Regions from separate parts of the Mus musculus genome. Here region 1 is linked to region 2. Evidence: chromatin contacts called from ENCODE Hi-C or POLR2A ChIA-PET data. All regions are on one chromosome and are shown on one strand. The core of a region is the stretch at or near the end of the contact, and the rest is flanking DNA. Distances in the headings are between cores, read along the strand shown. Region 1 has its middle 17 kb from the start of Ccnl1. Region 2 holds the start of Tiparp (TCDD-inducible poly(ADP-ribose) polymerase).

Region 1 (5,842 bases), core at 1,189-3,688, 450 kb after region 2:
AGCTCTGCGTGTGTGTGTGTGTGTGTGGGGGGGGGGCAGGGCATGGCATGAGAGTGGAGGTGGGAGGACAGCATGTGGGACTTTGTTCTCCCCACACAATGTGGAATCTGATAGTTTCCCCACTGAAAGAGAAGACTTCCTGGCTTCCCTTGTGGATTAGGGAAGCCATTTCTACCCCTGGAAGGAATTTTGGCCACCGGCATATGTCGATGACAAAAGTGTCCCTTTACCATGAATAGACATAGTTCCACCTAAGGTCAGACCAAGGCTCATTTCCAGTTTCTCTGTGGACTGTATAATTTATTCTTCATGAGAGGATTTAGCGCAATGGTTCTCAACCTGTGGGTTGAGACCCCTTCAGAGTTGCCTAAAACCATCAGAAAATAGAGATATTTACATTATAATTTATGACAGCAGCACATTTACAGTATAATGTAGCAATGAAAATAATTTTATAGTTGGGGGGGTCACCACAACATGAAGAATGTAATAAAGGGTTGTAGCATTAGGAAGGTTGAGGAACCACTGAGTGAGATCAATATTCTCTCCAGCCTGGGTTCAAAGCACAACCTAGTGCTTTAAGAATATAACCTAGCCTCTACAAAGGCCTGCACTTACCTTGAAGCCTACAAGGACCATCTTTTCTAAAAATTCCCAAAGCCTCTAAACAACTGATCTAGTTAAGAGATATGCTTAATTGCTGTATGTGTTGATCTAGAGATCTGTCCATCAAAGAAAGGAGTGGAGCTGGCTTCTTTACTCTTCCTTAATTAGTCCATGTTACATGTAAATTATTTATTACAGATTTGACAAGCTGACTCCTTTCATCTTTCCTCCGTTGGTTGAGCGTATGGAATGAGAATGTAGAAATTTTTAAAAGATTCTGTTAATAGGGTTAATTAAAAAAATTTTGGTTGTTCAGTTTTAACTTTGCAAAATAAGAGATTTACTTTTGACACGGCAGTCACTGACTTGGGTAGTAACATGGGCTGTTTCTAAAATATTTTTCCTGATTCTCACCCCCCCCCCCCCCAAAATCTTTTTTGTGACAGCAACTAGGCTAACATTGCAGCTTAGGAAGGACTGTGACATCATACTGAACAATACTCATTTTGTAACTAAAGGAAAAGACTTCCTGAAAACACATCAGAGGGTACTTTGCAAGAAATTTTAGTTGGACTTAGTTGTAAACACTGTAACATTGACCTCACTGGAGAGAAAAGTCCTGCATTGGTGATGGCTATTTTGTTTCTGTCTAGTGGCATACATACTTCAGAAACAGATGTTGCTCATCTACTGCTCCTCCAAACCATCACAAACAAGATTTTTTTTTCTACCAGTCAATAAACAATTTAGAGGTGTTTACATTCCTAAGTTTTTCAGCTACTTTAGAAATGAGTACATTGGAATACGAACAAAATTGCTTTTGGTAGTTCACACTGTTTTCATGTGTATCTTTGGATTCTCAGAAGCAACCAAGTTTCTAGTTACAGTGTTCCCGGAGATCAGTGGAGTGCTGGCTGGATTACTATTTTGTATTTAGATAAAAGGACAGTTTACACCTAAATTTTAAGATTTCAGTCGAGTGGTGATGGCTCAAGCCTTTAAATCCCAGCACTTGGGAGACAGAGGCATGCTAGATCTCTGAGTTTCAGCCACCCTGGTCTACAGAGCCCCAGAGCATCCAGAAATAGAAACACCCTGTCTTGAAAAGAGAAAAAAAAATAAATAAATATAATTGTAGGTACTGTAGTGACTCGTTTATAATGCCAATTTTACTATAGGTAGTCAGCGTGGCTCGGCTTTAAACTTAAAACCTCGACACCTAGACGTCAGCCTATAGTATTGGTAAAGCATGCTATTTTCTAGTGTGTTGTGTGGGATTTGCGGACACTCAGTCCCAACGTGGACTGTGGGAGAGAAAGCTGTTTCTGCTCTCCAGTAAAGCGTTTGGGAACATTCAAAATGCCAAGGCCATGACATCACATGTTCTTTATCTTCTTGATAGGAAAGCTGGTAAATGTTCTGGGGCAAGTGAATTTTGTAAACAGGTCATTACGAAGATATTAACAAGGTTTACGGGAGCCTGGTAAGACCTTCGTCACCACAACTCAATAGGGCACTGGAGAGATCAGGACTGGACAGCCGCACTGTGCCCCAGGGAACTGGGGGAGGCAGGGCAACTCCTTCCCCCCCACCTCCACCCAACTCGCTGACCACGTGGTACCGCAGAGCGGCAGACAAGCGACGTTAGTGTCCCCTGCCCCAGCTAGGAAAAGCCGCGGCTTTTCCGCCAGAGAGCATACGCTGGGACTAACAAGTTTCGGGTTGGGACTCATCCAGCCCCGAGGAGTGTCCACTGATCAGTTTCTGGGAAAGCCAGCAGGGAGCCGCGCTGGGCGGGGGAGAGAACCGGGTGGAGCGGAAGTGCACAAACCGGAAGCCGTCATCTAGCCCCGCCCACCCGCTCGCGCGGCGCCCTCCTCCCATCCTGTGGGCGTGTCTAACTCGCTCTCTGGCTTCTGTCCCTGCGAGCGCTGACGCTGCTCCTCTTCTGGTCCCCGCAGCGCCAGCCTCCTGTGACGCCAATAGCCGAGTCCTTATCCAGTCTGGCCGTGGGCCTCGGGGGTGGGCTGAGTGACCAGTTGCTTCTCCTGTGCCTTGGCCTCCAAGCACTTAAATTGAACAGTTTTTAGAGTTTCTTCAAACTTTAAATGTACCCATTTCTTGTGTGAAACTATTATTAATCCCCTCCCAAGCTGGGGGCTTCCGTTGAAAGGAAACAACAAGAAAATAGGTCAATTAGATGTATTTGGAAACGTTGAGCTGTATTTATGCCTTCCCTCTAAACTGGAGAGAGCGTGGAGGCTTTCTGTAAGAAGGCTGGGATAAGACACCTTAGCCTAGCTTGAAAAGATTAATGTAATTTTTAATTTTCTTTTGGATTGTCCTATCCAAGTATTGCGTCTTGAAAGGCTGGACATGAAAAGCAGCTGAGTTTTAGAGAATAGTTAATTGTCTTAAAAAGGCCAGAAGGCTAATTTAAGTGAACAAAAGCCACCGCCTTCAGGCCAACTTGAATAAGGCGCCTTTAAATAAGCGGTGTCTGAGTGTGCCCCACCCCCACCCAGGCTCTGCCTGCTTTTGTCTTTTTTCTCTTTACTACTGTTATTAGTTCACTTCCTAAATTCCCTTTTGTCTCGACTCCCCTCCCTATTGCCACTTCCTTTGTTTTGTTTTCAACACTATCAGATCTTTGGCTGCTTTCCTGATGATTGAGCTGTCCTTTTTATCCTGCCCTTTAAATCCCCACAAACCTAAATTGCAGGGTTAAAGAAAACATGTTCATAAGGGTGTCAAAAGACAAAGAATTTTCATATAGTTGTTTTGTGTATAAGTCTAGAATTGGGCAACATTTCATCTATAAAATGGGTGTTCTGATAGACGGAGGCAGAATAAGTTAGTTTTATGAAGAATGGAGTGCTGATGACCCGTGAAAGAGCAAACCGATTAGACATTTCACAGTGACTGTTCTTGTAAGGCAGGAGTGGAATTCTGACAGTTGACAAAAACAAGCAGACAAAACCCCCAAACCTAATTGGTTAACATTATTTTACTTCAGGTCGCCTTTAGTGTTAGAATAGAGAGAACTGACTGGTTCCTGTTGAGACCGACCAGTCAGGAACTTGCTCCAGACTCTTGGGAAGATCAGTTTAGATTTGGAGATGTGGAATTGATGTAACTGATTCCATTTTTATATTCAGTTGGTTGTATTCTGGCCTAGTACAGGCCATTTAAAAATTATTCTCTTATACTGTACAGAACAGTTTCCCCTCTCTCCGCTTCTCCCAGTCTCCCCTCTCCCCTAGATCCATTGCTTCTGTTTCCCTTGAGAAAAAAAGCAGGCCTCCCAGGGATATCAACAGAACTTGGCATAACAAGTTACACACAAGTTGCAATAAGACTGGGCACAGACCCTCAGATCACAGCTAGAGGAGGAATTCCACTAGGAGAAGGGTCCTAAGGGCCGACAAGAGTCAGGGACAGTCCCACTCCCGCTGTTAACAATCATAACATTTATACAGAGGACCTAACTCAGACCCATACAGGCTTCCTGATTGTCGCTCCAGTCTCTGAGCCTCAACAAGCCCTGTTTAGTTGATCTGTGGGCTGTGTTCTCATGGTGTCCTTGACCCCTCTGGGGCCTACAATCCTTCCTCCTCTTCCTCAGGGCTCTCTGAGCTCCCACAGGCCACTGTTTTTTGAGGAGGGTTTTTTTTTTGTTGTTGTTGTTGTTGCTGTTGTTGTTTTGAGCAGGGACAAAAAGTTCACATGCATATGGAGGCTGGGGCTTTAGCTCAGTTAAGGCCTCCCTTAACATGGGTGAAGCCTTTGACAGAGATGCTTCCCACTTTCTACTGTGGATGTTCGGTGAAAGGAGAGTGCCTGGGTGGATGGAGAGGGAGAGGTGGGCCAGCTTGGAATGGGAAGTGGGGATTCTAAGTGTAAATTACTTAGAATCTAGAACAGGAGAAAGTCCAGCGGGATGAACAGTGGTTTGAAATGTTAGAAAACGGAATTCCAAATTAAAAACAGTTATTGTGGGAAACACACGTTTGTGATGTGTTTCCTCCAGGGATTTAAATCAAGTTGCAACTCGAGCTACCTCAGAAGTAATTAACAGCACTTGTGTGACAACCTGAGTTTGATCCTGGACCCCATATGGTGGAAGGGGAAAACGGACTCCCACAAGTTGTCCTCTGACCTCCACATGAGTGTGCTCCCATCCTACAAAATAATATGTAATTTAAAAAAGAGAAGCTAATGTCTAATGTAAAACAGGTAGTCGTTAACTAAAATATAATAGTGTTGGCTTGACGTCCTAACTCATAAATCAAAAATGTTGATTTTTAATGATAGTTGGTAGCTGGATAATGAAAACAGAAAAAATAAATAAATAAAGGGGGTGGGGAGGAGTGGGGGTCCTAAACCTTTTTTTTTTCCTAAGATAAATGGTTCCTGGATCTGTGTATTTTGGCGTGCCTATGTCTGTATCATCATAGAAGCTCTGTTAAAAAAAAATTCTGCCTTCTATGGTAGAGACTCTTAAACTTCATTCTTTCAGGAGTAAATCACAACATTTGAACCCGCATCCCAGAATGGGAGAAAAAGAAAGTTTGCTTAGTTGGGGGAGAGTTTTGTGTGCCTATAGGACTTTGCTCTCTGTACTCTATGCTGTACTTTAAGACAGTGGAGGGGAAGGGGACAAGAACCTTATTAAGTGTTAGTTTTTGTAGCTTTAAACAACAAATAAAAATAATTATTGGATGACATTTATCTTTAAATGTCAACAATGCTGCTGACATTTTCTCTGGTAGAAGTGTAAAACAGACATGAAATAAGATCTTTGCATGTAAAGTGCCAAGGAAAAGGTGAGTGTACAGTTGATTACCACATTCGTGCAATACAATCTGAAATGAGCTTAAAAGGGCAAGGCCTAGTACCAGTATCCTTTAGCCCCACACCTGGTGGGTGCTCTCAGGCCAGGGGTGTAGCTGAGAGGTGCAAGAGGAATGCTCCCTCCATCCATTCAAGGAAAGTTTGTCAAAGATATGGGTTGGGTACTAGGCCAGGGAGGCCTAGTAACAGTAACGGTCCACTAGTGGCCCGCATACCTTGGTGGTAAGCAACAGGTCTCTAATTGGACTGAAGACCCGCTCAATATGAGTTAAATCATGCCTGGTACTGGGAACCTAGCTAACAACCCTGTGCTGGTGAAGTCATGGTCTTAGAGGAGAACCTAAAACCACCACTTCACTAAGTCAGAATCAACTCTCACTCA
Region 2 (6,158 bases), core at 2,967-5,466:
ACAAACACATTTTGTTGTGCATACACAGTAGTAATAAATATTACGTTTTAAAAAGTGAATTGACATGAAAGAAAGAAAGAGTTAACCAAAACATATTATAGTTAGTCAGCTACTTATTTAACACTAATTTCCCCTCTGTGTATTTTTAGGACCATTCCTGTGTATATATTTTGTTATTCACCACAGTATATGTATTTGTTTTCTCACTTAGCCACACCCTTGCTAACTTGTGCTAACTTGGAAAGCTATTTATAGTAGAACATTAGGTAAAATAATATAAATATGCACTAGTGTCATAATGGTAAAAAAGTACTTGGAAAAAAAGGCAGAGACCATCAAAATGTTAAAATGAGACTTTGGGAGGTTCAAGTTTGGATACTGTTCCTCCCTTCTACTTCCTATTTCCTTTAATAAATGTTTCTTACACTGATAACAATTTGAGATATCAGGATTTAGCAGAAAATGGTATGGGAGTTGATACATTATTTTGTGATAGCTCTTTGGGTATTTCTAACACACTAAGTCAAGTTAGTATCTAACTTGTACATCAGGTGAGCAAGAACACTCAGTAGAAGGTAACTCATGATAGTTTATGTACTAGCCAAAACTATGTTCAGCTACACACTCCAAGTAGAAGTGGAGACAAATTGTGATTTATCTGGGGGACAGAAGCCATTTTAGGACTGCTGGAGCAGCTTCAGAATATCGTGAACAACCCAGGCGCCTTCTTTCTTTCCAAGCATCCTCAGCCTATGGCTTCCAGCTTCATGTTTTCCACATTATGCCCTTGCTTTTGTCATGAGACACTAGTTCCATCTGTGTGTCAGAGAAGGGAAGTGAGGGAGGGGACAGGAGGGAAGGAGAGGCTCCATATTAGAAAATGAAATCCTTTTCTAGCAATTGAGCAGTTTCCAGGACTGTCTCCTTATGGGAACCATAATTACATGAGATCTAGGGAGATAAACTTTACAGCCAGGCAACCTTCTCCCTTCTTCCTCAAGACAAAGAAGAAGAGGAGGAAGAGGAGGAGAAGGAAGAGGAAGAGGGGAAGAGGAGAAAGAAGGAGGAGGAAGAGGAAGAGGGGAAGAGAAAGAGGAGAAAGAAGGAAGAGGAAGAGGGGAAGAGGAGAAAGAAGGAGGAGGAAGAGGAAGAGGGGAAGAGAAAGAGGAGAAAGAAGAAGAGGAGGAGGAAGAGGACGAGGAGAAGAGGAAGAGGAGAAAGAAGAAGAGGAGGAGGAAGAAGAAGAAAAAGGAGGAGAAAGAGGAGACGGATCATCCAAATATTTCTAATAAAGGAGAAAAGTACAATAGGAACTTTACAGCCCAATTCACCCTTCTTCTCATTCAAGGAATACAATCTTACCCTTTCTAGGATAGCCCAGAATGCCTGTCAGTTATGATAGGGGCTCAGCCTGCAGGCTCTAAGGGCCCTCATGATGTTACTGGTCCTTCTGATCAAGTGTGTGAGTCTGTGCTCACATCAGCAGCATGTATACTAAGAAAAGATTAGCATGGACCCTGTGCAAGAATGACATAACAATTCACAGAGCATTCTATAATTTTAAACTTTCATATTCCAAATTTAAAAGTCCTTAATTTTATATGTATGGTATTTCCTACATGTCGGTACTTATGTTTGTGCCTAATACCCATGGAGGTCAGAAGAGGGCATCAGATTCCCTGGAAATCGTTGTTAGCTGCCATGTGGCTGTTGAGAACTGCACATAGGTCCTCTCGGACACAGCATCCAGTGCTCTTAAGTACTGACTGAGCCATCTCTCCAACCCTCCCACCTCCAACTTTTTTTTTTTAAGAGTATGAGTTTCAGGGTTCTAGAAACCAATATTTAAACTAGCTCTGGAATTACATTTAATTATCAGCTCTTAATTGAATTAGGATAAGTTACCCTTAAGTGATCTATAGCCTTTTATATAAAATACCTTCCCCCAGCTGGGCGTGGTGGCACACGCCTTTAATCTCAGCACTCGGGAGGCAGAGGCAGGTGGATTTCTGAGTTCGAGGCCAGCCTTGTCTACAGAGTGAGTTCCAGGACAGCCAGGGCTATAAAGAGAAACCCTGTCTCGAAAAACTAAAAAAAAAAAAAAAAAAAAAAAACAAAAAACCCTTCTCACTTAGATGCTCAACTTGGTCATGTGACTTGCTTGGGTCAGTGACATATTAGTAATCAATTATACTGCTTGCTTATTGAGCCTTGTTTTTTTGGAATGCCCCCATTTTGTAATCCAGATTATCATTTTATGAGGAAGCCCATATCAGCCAGGTAGAGAAGCCACACACAAGAAAACAGACCAACAAGCCTTCTTTTTTTTCCAAGACAGGGTTTCTCTGTGTAGCCCTGGCTGTCCTGGGACTCACTCTGTAGACCAGGCTGGCCTGGAACTCAGAAATCCTCCTGCCTCTGCCTCCCAAGGGCTGGGATTAAAGGCGTGCACCACCACCACCTGGCTTCTCCAGCATTCTTAGATTCCATCTTTGCATTTTCTACATCATTGTCAGCTCATTTGTGCTGAGACACTAGCTTCGACCTTGTGTCCTAAGAGATTTCAGTTAGACTAGGCAGGCCCAGCCTTCAAGCTGTACAGATGAGCTACTGGCACTCTGTCCTGGTGGAATTCCTGAGCAAAGAGCCCGGGATCATGAACAAATCAGTTATGGTTTTAAATAGCTATATTTGGGGGTGATTTGTACATAGCAGTAACTGAAACAGTACTGAAAGTATAAAGAATGTATAAAAAAATTGTTGGAAGAGAATGGAATTTTAAAAGTAGCACGAAAGCAAATTGAACAAACAAAATAGATGAGAGAAAAAAATACGTAGTAAAATGATAGATTTAACCCCAAATATAGTATGTTCAACCGGAGACATGAGGGCTGCATGTGTGTGTCCCAGGATTAAGTTTGGATGCAACCCAACATAAAACCATAAATTTACTTAAAACATTGTTTTTGCAAATATTTTTGGTAATCATTAAGTTAGTAGGTAAAGTTGGGACAGTTTTAAAACGTTGGAAATACTGCAATCTTATTATAGTTTTTTAAAAATAGTTTAATTTTGCTTATATACTAGTCTTTGAATTCTGTCCCAACCTTTCCACTTTAGTCTGAGGGCCTTTACTTGATGCAATTTGAAACAACACTGCTGGGTGATCATTAATCTGGGTTAGCAGTGCCATAAAACTTGGGAACCACAGCCTCTGCTTAGCCTGTTTTTCCAGGATCCCCTTTTTTTTTTTTTTGAATAAGTACGATCTTTTAATTTTTTTTCTTAAATTCGGATTATACAAATTTAATGTTTATTTCCAACTAAAAAAACAACAACAACAAAAAGCTATTGAATACATGAAGTTACAATCCAGATGCCAGTTTCATGTATATTTTTGAGGTTAACTCTCGGTTCCCTAAGTCTCTATGAGTGCAGGGCGTGGGGTCTGGGTGATGAAGGTCGTAGTTCTAAACCTAGTACACGCTCGGCGCGGAAGAGGCGCTCTGACTTGTTAAATGAATTAGTCACTACGTGATCCGTGGGCTGCAAAACACGCGCATAGGCATCTCTATTGTCAAAACCCTAACATTGGCTTCCCCTAGCGGAGGCTGTCCGGGAACAGGCGGCGGGGCGGGCTCAGCCTTCCCGCCCGTACGGCGCGGGGCCGGCGACCCCGTCTGGAGGCAGCGGCGGAGGCGGCCACTCGCTTCCCCCTCGGGATCTGGAGGCGTCTTGAAAGGAGGCAGATAAACAAAGGCAACCGCACCGAAACCGGCCGTTCCGTCTCACAGCCTCTCTCACATCGCGTGCCCGGGTGTCCGCGGAACACGGTGACCCTGCATCTGTCCGCAGGCAGGTGGAGTCCGCCCCACGCGGCGCGCGCCTCCTCTCCTCGCAGGCTCACGGGGGGTGGGAGGTAGCCTCCCCGGCCTCGCGAACCGTCAGAGCCTCGGGGACCCTCGGCCGCTCGCGAGCGGACACTCCCCTCCCTCCTCCTCCTCCTCCCCGGAGCGCCGAGCCGCCGCGCGCCCCTCCGTCCGGAGCACGCGCACGGGAGGCGGGGCCCCAGCTTCCCGGCACTCACTGATCGCCCGGCCCCCTCACCCCACCCCACCCCCTCTCGGCCCCGAAGCTCCTCCCTCCCCGAAGACGAGCCGGCCCGGGGGAGGAGACCGGAAGCCACTTAAAGCAGAGCTGGAGCTGACAGGCGAGCGAGCTGGAGCCTCGAGAGCAGTTGCGGCTTTCAGCGCTCAGGTCCGCGGAATGGCCCGCGCGCCGCTCGCCGCGTCGGCCGCCCACGACCCCTAGACACCGGCCCTCGTCCTCGGCTCGGACCGCTGGCGCAGAGGCGGCCCTCCACGCCGCGCCTGGGCTGCGTTCGAAGGGCGGCTTGCCTGAGGTAAAAGGGGCTGGGGGGTGGGCAGCGAGCGGCGGAGGGACCCCCAGCGGGATGGCGGGCGCCAGCCTCGCCGCCCCGAGTCCCCGTCGGGACAGCGGCGGATCCCTAGACTGCCCGGGAGAGCTGAATGCGCTCGCGTCCGTCGGTGGCGGGGTGGGATCGGGTTCAGCGCCGGGAGCTGGGCAGGTGGATAGATGGACTGGCGCCGCAGGGCTTGCGGGGCCGCCCGCGACTCCTCTCGGGGGGTTGCAGCCGGGGCAGCCCCTGCGGGAGGGCTCGGCGCTGCGGGAGCGTTCCGGCCGGCGCGCGTTCCGGGCTGCAGCCCAGAAGTTTGCAGGCTGTGTTCGAGTTAACTTTGAGTGCCGCACCGGTTCCCCTTCCTTTTCCCCGCCACCCGGAGTGTCCGCTGCGGCTCGGCCCTGCAAGCTCCGGGACTCGCCAGCCGGTCCTCGGGAAGGAGGCAGGGCCGGGGTGGGGGGGAATTCATTGTGGACTCGCCTTGAGTGGCTTCGGGGAGGCGGGGAGGTCGGGTCCTGAGGAAGGTGGGCCGGGAGTGAGGGGGCGCCCGGGTCCCTGAGGACAAGGTGAGGGCGGGGATGCTCACCCTCTCGGCGAAGTGCGGAGCCCGGTGGAACGGGCGCGGCGGGAGGTCGTGGCTGCGCGGAGCGCGGCCGGCAGGAGGCGTCGCTCGGACCCGGGCGTCTCACTCCTTGGCTGTTTGGAGCCGGCGGTTTCCATGGAAGGTGTGACCAGCTCGTGGTGCCAGACGACCGGGGCGTCACGAGGTGAAGGGTGGCGCGATTGGGTTGCCCGCTGCGGGCGACCGGAGGAAACGACCTTCCAATCTTTTTATTTTTCTGTTATGCAAACTAATTGAGGAACTGGTGGCTTCCGCACTCCACTCCTCTGCTTCCTAGTTGAGTTTCCGAGTTTGGTGGAGGGGCAGTAAGAGGAAAAGTTGTGTGCGTGCGAGTGTGTGTGTGCGTGCGTGCGTGCGTGCATGTGCGTGTGCAGAAGTATAAATAAAATCGCTTTAGTATTTTGCCTGGATTGGTGTGATAGGAGGGGATAGTGTGCGTGCGTAGGGGAAGGCACAGGCGGGTTAGATACGGAGAGGGAATACCACAATCTGTGCCAACTGAGCCTTGAGGCAAGAGCACCGAATGATGAATAATAACGCCTGGCTTGGCTGCTTTCCAGTTATTTATGTCTCATGTCAGATCCCTCCTTCGTGAGGCTTTCTCTAACAATGCCAGCTCATACTGAACTCAAATATTTATTTATTTAAAATAAATAAATCTCTTTTGTACTTAGACTAGCACTTTGTTCCATGCCTTGTGTTTTTCTGAGTTTTGATTATTCAGCACTTTTGTATACATAGACTTATAAATCCCTCCTAGATCTTTATATTCGTTTTTTAAAGCACGAAGTCTTACCATTTTGGGTTTTGACCTTCAACCAAGAACAAAGCATCTAATGTGTGCCTTTTCTAAAGTAATTCAGCCACAAAATACAGACATCCTCAGTGGTGAACAGTGCTAGGTACTATACTGGACTCCTAATGCATGCTTGATTAAATCATAGGTTCTTACATCAAGGAGTTCTTTCAGTCTATTGGACAAGAAAAAAGACCATTAATTGCTCATCACTGTCCCTTCTCATCTGGAACAATCTCAGTAAATACCTGGAAATCTCAGTCATTTTAAAGGATCTGGTTCTTGAAAGGAAAAAAAATTCAGATTCTGAAATTTGGTGT

The links. Hi-C counts contacts between places; a loop is a spot of excess contacts on that map. ChIA-PET counts read pairs that join two places held with the same protein, here RNA polymerase II (POLR2A).
Region 1: a map of heart shows a loop between it and region 2 (3-fold over the local background). The contact joins the enhancer-like site here to the promoter of Tiparp in region 2. A Hi-C loop is called at or near these places in 3 of 37 maps with a recorded cell type or tissue (heart and regulatory T cell). POLR2A ChIA-PET finds 5 or more read pairs at or near these places in 2 of 5 experiments (Patski and embryonic stem cell).

What each region holds. Positions count from the first base shown.
Region 1 is chr3:65,972,378-65,978,219 of GRCm38, forward strand. No RefSeq gene overlaps it. Among named protein-coding and RNA genes, the nearest start is that of Ccnl1, 17 kb to the left of the region's middle. Within about 2 kb of position 2,439, at least 1 of the 3 ENCODE cell types and tissues checked has a DNase peak (open chromatin) inside an H3K27ac peak, as active enhancers do; it is heart, where a contact is called at or near this core.
Region 2 is chr3:65,524,231-65,530,388 of GRCm38, forward strand. Tiparp (TCDD-inducible poly(ADP-ribose) polymerase) reads left to right here and starts at 4,217. Exons shown (of 6, transcript NM_178892.5): 1 at 4,217-4,402. 4931440P22Rik (RIKEN cDNA 4931440P22 gene) reads right to left here and starts at 5,184. Exons shown (of 2, transcript NR_027955.1): 1 at 5,007-5,184; 2 at 3,253-4,935. It also overlaps the pseudogene Gm22279.